Regions from separate parts of the Homo sapiens genome. Here region 2 is linked to region 1. Evidence: chromatin loops called from intact Hi-C (ENCODE). Cell type or tissue: PC-3. All regions are shown on one strand. Each heading gives the region's core, and the rest is flanking DNA. Links, peaks and the distances in the headings are about the cores only. Region 1 has its middle 240 kb from the start of MIR7977. Region 2 has its middle 350 kb from the start of MIR7977.

Evidence for each region. A loop is a pair of places that touch in the nucleus more often than their neighbours do. Peaks named below come from ENCODE experiments on the same cell type or tissue, not always from the same donor. Only the 100,000 strongest peaks of a DNase experiment are listed, where the experiment ranks them.
Region 2: a loop joins it to region 1, with 8 times the contacts of the local background. A loop is called at or near these places in 1 of 110 quality-filtered maps.

The regions. Positions count from the first base shown.
Region 1 is chr3:176,272,647-176,277,055 of GRCh38, forward strand. No RefSeq gene overlaps it. Among named protein-coding and RNA genes, the nearest start is that of MIR7977, 240 kb to the right of the region's middle. In PC-3, for the core only: no CTCF peak of the experiment used is centred there; no DNase peak of the experiment used is centred there; H3K27ac peaks cover 668 bases.
Region 2 is chr3:176,165,650-176,170,058 of GRCh38, forward strand. No RefSeq gene overlaps it. Among named protein-coding and RNA genes, the nearest start is that of MIR7977, 350 kb to the right of the region's middle. In PC-3, for the core only: no CTCF peak of the experiment used is centred there; a DNase peak (open chromatin) is centred at 1,812; H3K27ac peaks cover 1,123 bases.

The DNA.
Region 1 (4,409 bases), core at 160-4,159:
TTCAAACTAGTTGAAAACTTTTGTTAGTATCATTCAGTATTTAATATTTGCAATTATTAAATAATTATTCACTTCAAATAATGAAATAAATGAAGCTTTTTGAATATCCCTTATTTGAAACTCCACAGGTGAAAATTATAGCAATTATTCTGTTCCTCAAATTCCTAAGACTTTTTTTTAGCCAGAGATAGTATGGTCTGAAAATGATTTGGACATTTTCCTTTTCCATTGTCACACCTTAGAACTGCCATTGCATTTCTGTAAGAACATTAACTCTTGCTGTTTTTTTTTTTTTTTTCTCAGCAACCATTTCTTGGCTACTTCTTTAGAATATATTTTTATATAAATAGAACATGGCAAAACATTTTTAAAACTAATACAGTATATTCTATTTAAGGTAAAGGAAAGTTTTGTATGTGTATCATCACCTCCTTTCCTTCTTCCTGTGTATCTTTGACTGCATTTTGCAAATGTTTATCTTCCCTTAGTTTAGTATTGCAACATTCTAACTTCACACAGAAAAACAAAATGAAACACACACACATCCACTTGGTAAATTGAAGTTTCTGATTCATCATGTATATGTAAATCACCTGTGGTAGCTCCGTGCTTATCCCTAAAAATGTCTGGAACTATGGTATTGACTCTTGGACAAGATAGGAATGAAATATTCTAGCTCATGATTGGTAATGTGCTAAGATCAAAACTCCCCTGGAGGTATCTTGTACCAGCTGGTCAAAATTATCGTAAATATGTAGATTGGTGGTCTAAACCTGGTGCATCTGGTTACACAGCCTAGTTTGACTAAGTTGTTAGTGTTGTATCTGCATCAATGACTCTTAGTAAACACAAGACTGGGTATCCTTGAGACAGAGGCAATCACACTTATCTTGATGGTTTGTGATCCAGAGATAGCGCTTATCCCATGTGACAGAGATAGGACCCTGGAAGCTATGCCTGCATGCCTATAATCTGCCTGATATTTTATTTTTCTGGCTAAATTGAATTATTAGTCTTTATTAAAGCTTTATGTTTGTGTGCTCTGTGGCATCTCTTGAGTCTTTTAATTATATAACCCTCTGTAATTGCTGTAATGTCTGACTTCATTAAATGGTTCTAGGAATCAACTGGCCTGGAAATTATGATATTGGCAAAATTGTTTTATTTCTCTAAGTACCAAGTTTGCTTTTCTTAAATAATTTTTGATATTTTTCAGTTTTCTTTGATGGCTATATTAAACACACTTAAAATCCTTCCAAGTAAGTGTTCATGTAATAGATGTTTTCCCCCTAATTATTAAAGCAGCACATTTGGAAAATATTGACTTTCTCTATTTTCCCCATTGGTAAGGTAAACGTTTTAAAAGCAGCCAAGGTTAAGAAGTATAGTCAACACAGCTGCAAATGCTGCAACCTAAATGAATTCATAAAAATCAACAGAAGAGTAAACACCATAATGTTCCAGTATAGAATTTCAATTGTCAGGACAGGTGAAACAACTTGGATTCTGAAACTTTATTTATTCTGTGTGGATTAGTCAGGGTTCTCCAGAGAGACAGAACCAATGGAATATATATAAGCCTGGAGTTCTGATGTTTGAGGGCAGAAGAAGAAGGTTGTTCCAGCCTCAGAAGAGAGGGAGTGAATTTGCCTTTCCTCTGCCTTTTTTGTTTTATCCAGGCTCCCAGCCAATTGCGTGACCACATTGAGACCAGATCGTCTCCACCAGTTGAACAGGCTCACACATGAGCCTCCTCTGGAAACGCCCTCACAGACACACCCAGGAATAATGCTTTACCAGCTCTTTAGGTATTCTTTAATCCAGGCACGTTGATACCTAAAATCAGCCTTCACAATGTGTAACCACAGCACCAGGAGAAATGACAGGCATGTACTGTCTCTACAAAGTGTTCCGTCTCACACAATCAGAGCATAGCCTAAAGGCACAAAAATTTCTCCCTATGATCTTGGTCATTGTTCTCTATCTGAACACCTCTCACAATCTATTAATTTCTTTTCTCTCTCTTATAGTCACAAGAATTTAAACTTTATTACCTATGTGTCTCCAAGTTTCCTGCTGACTGACCTGTCAATTCGAATGCCTCTCATGGTTCCCTAATTTTATTGGCTCTGTACATTCAATTTATTTTTGGTTTAATCAAAACAGCACACAGACACAGTCAAAAAGTCAAGTAAAATTAATAAATTTATAATGTAAAAGCAGGATCCTGCTCCATACTTCCCTACTGCAGGTTCTTACTAACTGAAACAATTACTTTCAACTATTTGTAGCTATTTTTCCTGGTTTTCACCTTCATTCCAAGTGACACATTTATATGAACATTTCTTAATTTTTCATTTTTACGTATTTGTTAGTGATTTCCCAGTGTAAATGATAAGAAATAAGTTTCTTATTGCTCTAACTCCCACATACACACCAATGCACATTTGTTTTCTGTCATTCAGCCTCATCAAAGGGTCATAATTTTGCTTCATGCAGTATATAATGCTTATTTTTGACTCTATACAATTTTTCACAGATGAGTTAGCAAAGAACAATAATTACTTGTAGGGGAGGATGGGTGAAACAAAAGAGAGACTAAGGCAGAAACTAGCCAGGTGTTCTCAAACCCCGTTCCTCTTTTCTTCCTGCACACTTGGTTAGAATACATTTCTCACCCTCTCTTTCAGTTAGGTGAATAGACATGACTGAGTTCAAGTAAAAGGAGTGTGAGTTAAAATGACACAAACCACTACACAGCATCCTGCATGCAGCCCTTCATGCTGTTTTTCTTTAACAAGCTTAGCAGAGATAAGCATAGAAATGTTAGAAGCAAGAGTCGAAGATGGCTGAGCCTCAAGAAGGAAGGAGGCTATGGCTTTATGGAGGAGAGCTGCCTGGTAAGCAGGAGCACCAATTTCAAGAGAAGAAAGAAGGAAAGGAAGGAAGGAAGGAAGGGGAAAGGAGGAAAGGAGGGAGGGAAGGAAGGAAGGGAGGGAGGAAGGAAGGGAGGAAGGAAGGGAGGGAGGAAGGAAGGGAGGGAAGGAAGGGAAATTTCAGGGTTTTTGTCTATTACAAATAAGTTAGGTAACAATTCGCAAACATTTGCTATATTTCAAATTATTTTCTAAGCACTTTATGAGTACTAATCATCCAGCAAACTTATTTGTTAGAATATTATCTTTATTTTATTGAAAAGGAATCTCAGAAAGTTAAAGAACGAAACTAGTTTAACTGTATACATCTGGTAACTGGTGAAGCTAGAATTTTTGTTCATGCGTTCTGCTTCCAAAGTCCAGCTTTTAACTACTATTTGAAGCTGTTACAGTTCTTTGTAATGAAAGGTTTGAAGTGTAGATTTTTGGATCTTCTTGCTGATTGTAAGCTCTTCTTAATATTTGCTGTCATTTCCTCTGTTATTGTCTCAGAATTTCATTTGTCCTGAGAGAGTGGAGGAACTGGAGATAGGTAAGGATCCTAAAGATCACTGGAATACTTAGTTCATTTTTCCTCTTGAAACTTTATATTGGGGAAGCAGAGTTACTTTCTTCTGAAAGTGAATCTGGGGACAACATTTTAAAATGGCTTTCTTGGCATTCATAAAGCTGGGAACAGGGTTTTATTTGGAATCAAGCTGTTCTCTAAACACCGCCAAGAAAGAAATTTGAAAAGAGGTCAGGGAAGTACAAGGTGACATTTTATTGGGTCAGAATTCATATTATAACCCCACGCACTTATAGCTGGGTAATCACATTTCCTGTGCAACAATAGTAATGTTGCCACAGCCATATAGACTACAAAATGCTTTCTCATCATATGTAAGATCCACTTAATAACACTGGTAAAAAAAAAATGCCACAGATGATATGCATATCTGACAAAAAGCTTGTATACACAGAATTCTTAAAATGTAAAAATAATGAATGTCAAAACAGTAAAAATAATAATTATTAGTATTATGAGCAAAAGACTTGAACAGTCGCATCAAAATAGAAAGTATCAAATGGCTAAGAAACATCTGACTAGATGTTAATCCGTTTAATAAAACTACAATGTATGCATATTTCATTATAATTTTTAAAATAAGCTTCTTATTTACATATAACATACCTATATAAAATGAGTACTGGAAGTGTAAAACTTGATGGGTTTTAATAACATGAATGCACCCATGTAACTGGCTTTTGGATTGAGAAAAATAACATTGACAACACAATAGAAGACATCATCATGTCCTTCCTAGTCACTCTCCTTCCTTAAGTATACTTACTTTCTGACTTTGGACACACAGCCTGGTTTTGGATTTTACATAGGTGGGGTCAGGAAGTTTGTACTTTTTTGTGTTTTAATCTTCCAGTCAAAATTCACCTGTGTTCTTGTACAGAGCTATAGTTCAGACTAATTACTAT
Region 2 (4,409 bases), core at 304-4,303, 110 kb before region 1:
ATGGCAAACCAAACATCATATGTTCTCACTTATAAGCAGGAGCTAAGCTATGAGAATGCAGTCATAACAATGATATAATGGACTTTGGGGACTTCAGGGTTAGGGTTGGGTAGGTGAATGATAAAAGACAACACATTGGGTACAGTGTACACTGCTCACATGGTGGGTGCACCAAAATCTCAGATCACCACTAGTGAACTTTTCCATGCAACCAACCACCACCTGTTTCCTAGTTTTGAAATAAAAATTTAAAAAAAGAAAATAATCCATGTATCCATTTTAGGAATGTGACATAGTTAGCCTAGAGTCGTAGAACATAAAAAGAACACTTACAATTACAAGACCAAAACAAACTATATGATTGCGTATAATGTGCAAGTATTAAACATGTCTGATCTTTAAACCTAGTAAATTATTTCACTTTTCCTGGTTGTCACAAGCCATATGGTAGTTAAATCCAAAAGAGAAAACAAAGGCACAGAGGGTGTATAGTCAATCTGTACTTCCAGTCATATTAAGGATAAATTTGCATTGTCACTTAAATGACTAGGTTGATCGTCACATAATTAATAATTAATATATAAAAATGTTCCACTTACATTGCACAGTTATAGGCTCTGTCTTAAAATTAAGATTGAAGAAAATAAAATAATATAAATTATTTTGTGAAAGTAATGTATGATAAGTTGGTGGTAGCTCATTCTGTCTTCATGGTTTATTCATTTTATGTAATTGAAAAATTTTCTTCAGGGTATCATGTATTTAATTTTTATTCAACCATAAACTGAAGCAGTCAGGAGCAGCAGCTGTTTTACTAAGCAGGGAGATATTTTATGGGTATTTTTTTCCTCCTTTTTTAACCTGTAAGAAGTTTTACCTTCCCAGAGAGAGTGGAAGTGGAAGTAGTCATAATAACAATTATAAATGCAATTAAGGAAGTTTATTTACTTTTGACCAGACATTTTAACATATAGCCCCTACCATGTCTTTTACAATGTAAATATATACTTAGTGTTGTTAACAAATTACTAATGAAGTAAAAGAAATAAACATCAAATAGGAAAGACTCTCTCATGCTGAAATAAATCTCTCTGTCTTTCATTTTATCTATCATCTATCTATCTGAAGGTTTTTTCCCAAGTTCATGTGAACTGACGTTGGAAAACAAGAAAACAGATTCTGTCTTGATATTTTCCAGTCCTAGACTTTGAGAATTCATTCATTCCTTTAAGAGATGATTGATCTATTATCACTTAGTTCCTTATAGTTGCCTTTAATCTTAATGAGTTGGTAACACAGTGATTGGGATGGTGTGATGCCCCATGATTAAGGCCATGGTTTGTTACTGATGATAGACGTTATTTATCTCTGACTCTTCTCTCTCATAGATACTATCATTTGCTAAGTGCCTTTTACAGAAACCCTACAATGACTTTCATAGCAGCCCCTCCTATTTACTCTCAGGAACATTACCTTATTTGAAAAGCTTTCTTTCTCATCCGACTTACTGTAATAGAACTCTGATAATTTTATCTCCACATTTCCATAAATAATTAAAATTAAAGCATTTCTATTCATTTTGGTGAACTAGTTTTAGGAAGAGCTCTCATTTTATTCCACTCTAAAGCAAAAACTACACAAATGTTAATGATTTTCCATAACCAACTCAAAAGTACCCATAAATCCTAACAACAATTCAGATATTTCATGATTTGTTTCCCAACCAACCTGTTTATTCTTAGGTCATGTAATTTCACCTTAATTCCCCTGGAGTCCAGCCAAACTGAAAGGTAGGAAGAATTATGTTACCTAAACTCACCAGACTTGCTAGACGAAGCAACTTGCTCCAGAAACTCTGTAAATCTTAATGACTAATGCCCATACCAGTCGAGTTGAATACTTACCATGAGTCAATTGTGTTTGTTCCCAAACCTGTTTGTCATTTTTACTTATTATTGTAAATAATAAATTGAGATATATAATGCTTTATTGTTGAGGAGAGCAGAGGGGAAAAGGCCTGCCACTGAAAGCCATCCCTTACATGGGTTTCCAACTCAATTTTATACCATCTGTGTGCTCCAGAAAACCTCAAAGTATCCATTTAAATTAATATGTCCTTTAGTTAGATATGCTCCAAAATATCTGGTAAAAGCAACATTAATCCCTTCCAGGGAAACCTACCATAATATTAGGCCAAAAATAATTTCCCTAAATAATTTTCTAATAAAATTGAATAGCTAATAGTTAAAAATTTTAGCACCAAGGAAACCAGTCACCACAAGTGAGAATATCACCCCCCAAAAAAGGCAACAGAATTAGAGAGAAGACACTAAAAATGTGTATTTTATAAAAATTTATGCTTACTACTATTTAGAGAAATAAAAGACAAACTTGAAAATACAGGAAGAAAACGAATAACTATAAAGTTTTGTTGCACAGATTTGCAAACTAACCAAATGGAGTTTTAAAATGTAAAAGAGAGTAACTTAAAAGCTCAATGGAATAGTAAGGCTGCAGACTAGAATATCTCTAGCTAAAGAGAGATTTAGTGAACTGGAATTTTCATTTTTATAGACTCAACAGTTGTAGAAAAGAGGAAGGAGAAAAAAGCAGAAAAGAAAAGAACACACATTACTTAATAACTTCAAAATTATACCATTTATCAAACTGGAATCCTATTATAAGTCTTCCATATCCCATGCTGATAATTAAAAGAAATACTGCCTATCTTGAATTTCTGTGTTGAATAGAATGTGTGAGGCAGGTCCAACCAACTTATAACAAGTTAATTCTTACATGAATCTATAACCCAAATTTCTGATAAACAATTGACTGCACCACTTCAAATAAACTTTTCTCCTTGTCTTATTAGATAGGAAATCTTTGCTCCAAAATTAATTTCCCATCAGTTCCATAGGTATGCCATTCTAATCACAACCCCATTCTCTGGCTTGATCAATGTCTGTGGTGCAAGATTTGTGGCTGTGGCTACACGAAATGGTTTAAGAGTAGTTTCCAGCAATGATCCCTCAATATTTTACCAAGTCGATTGCCTTACATACTTGTATAGTTTCCATTGTACTCTGCAGATATCTACTTGGATTTCAATTTATGAAATAAAAATTGAATGGTTGAAATACATTATAATGAAGGAAATTTGAGCCTATATTTAGCAACCAGCATAAAAACAATCATATAATATTATACATATTACAATTTAAAGTGTCTCTGTATATGTAATATTTACAAAAATCATGAGAGGTAGACCGGGCTGAAAATAACATCTCAATTTTACAGAATGTTAAGTGGTTTGGCTAAAATCACAGAGATAATAATGGTGGAGACAAAAGAACAAAAGTCTTCTTAATCTGAACTAAATTTTCTTTCTGTAATTTTCATGTTGCCAAGACTGAGATAAATCTTTTAGTTTTCTTTTTTTACTCTGGAAAGTGCCAGAAACCTCATCTCTAAGAGTCATTAAATCTCATTAATGTATTATTCATTTATTTTAATTTGAAATTTGTCTAAAGTAAAATATTATAAAACCAAAAAACTGATTAAACATGATAGTATAGTTGAAGTTGTTGAATTTTTTAAGTTGTAAGAATTTTATACCTTAACTAAAGCAATTCAGAGACAGTTAAATTAATGAATTATGTTATAATTTATCATCTTGAATGAGGAAATAATAAACATGTCATCATCATTTTCTTGTTCCAAAATAATTATTTAGGAAAATAATTCAACTTAACATTCTTTGTGTGTGTGTGTGTGTGTGTGTGTATGTGTGTTTTAATAAGAACTAGAATTAAACTGATAGTTATCTTCTGTATCTCTTTTCCTTCAGAAGTTTTTTTTGTTTTGTTTTGTTTTTTTAAAAAAAAAATGCAGAAGACCGCACACTTCTGGTGTTAGCTTGTTATGCTTTGATGTTAAACAAAGAGTTCCTGGCAAACAATTGCCACTTCTGGGTCACTAGTTCAAATGAGAATTGTACTCTCAGTGTCAATTGTGCAGCATTTGGTGATTCTTTGTTGTTCCTGATATAGTCTGTTTTCTACAAAACATCACAAGTTTAGTAGAAAGATACAGACCAGGGAATAAAGAGCAATATAACCTAAAGAATTTCTTGTTTCAACTTAGTTTCTGGTTATCAGAGCTACAAGTTGACCACATTGCAACCCAGTTAAAGTCTTACAAACATCCTCAAAACAGTCAAAAAAATTTAGGGAAAGAAGAGTATGTTTCCAGGATTCATTCCAACAGTCTCAAAAGATAGATAGGAGCAGAGATAGAAGAGAAGATGGGTCAACCCTTAGGCTTCATAGAAAATGTGGGAGCAAGGTCACCCTGAACATTTGAGGCCAGGCTCTTTATAAACCTTGAATTTTTAATAGTAAATCCAAATC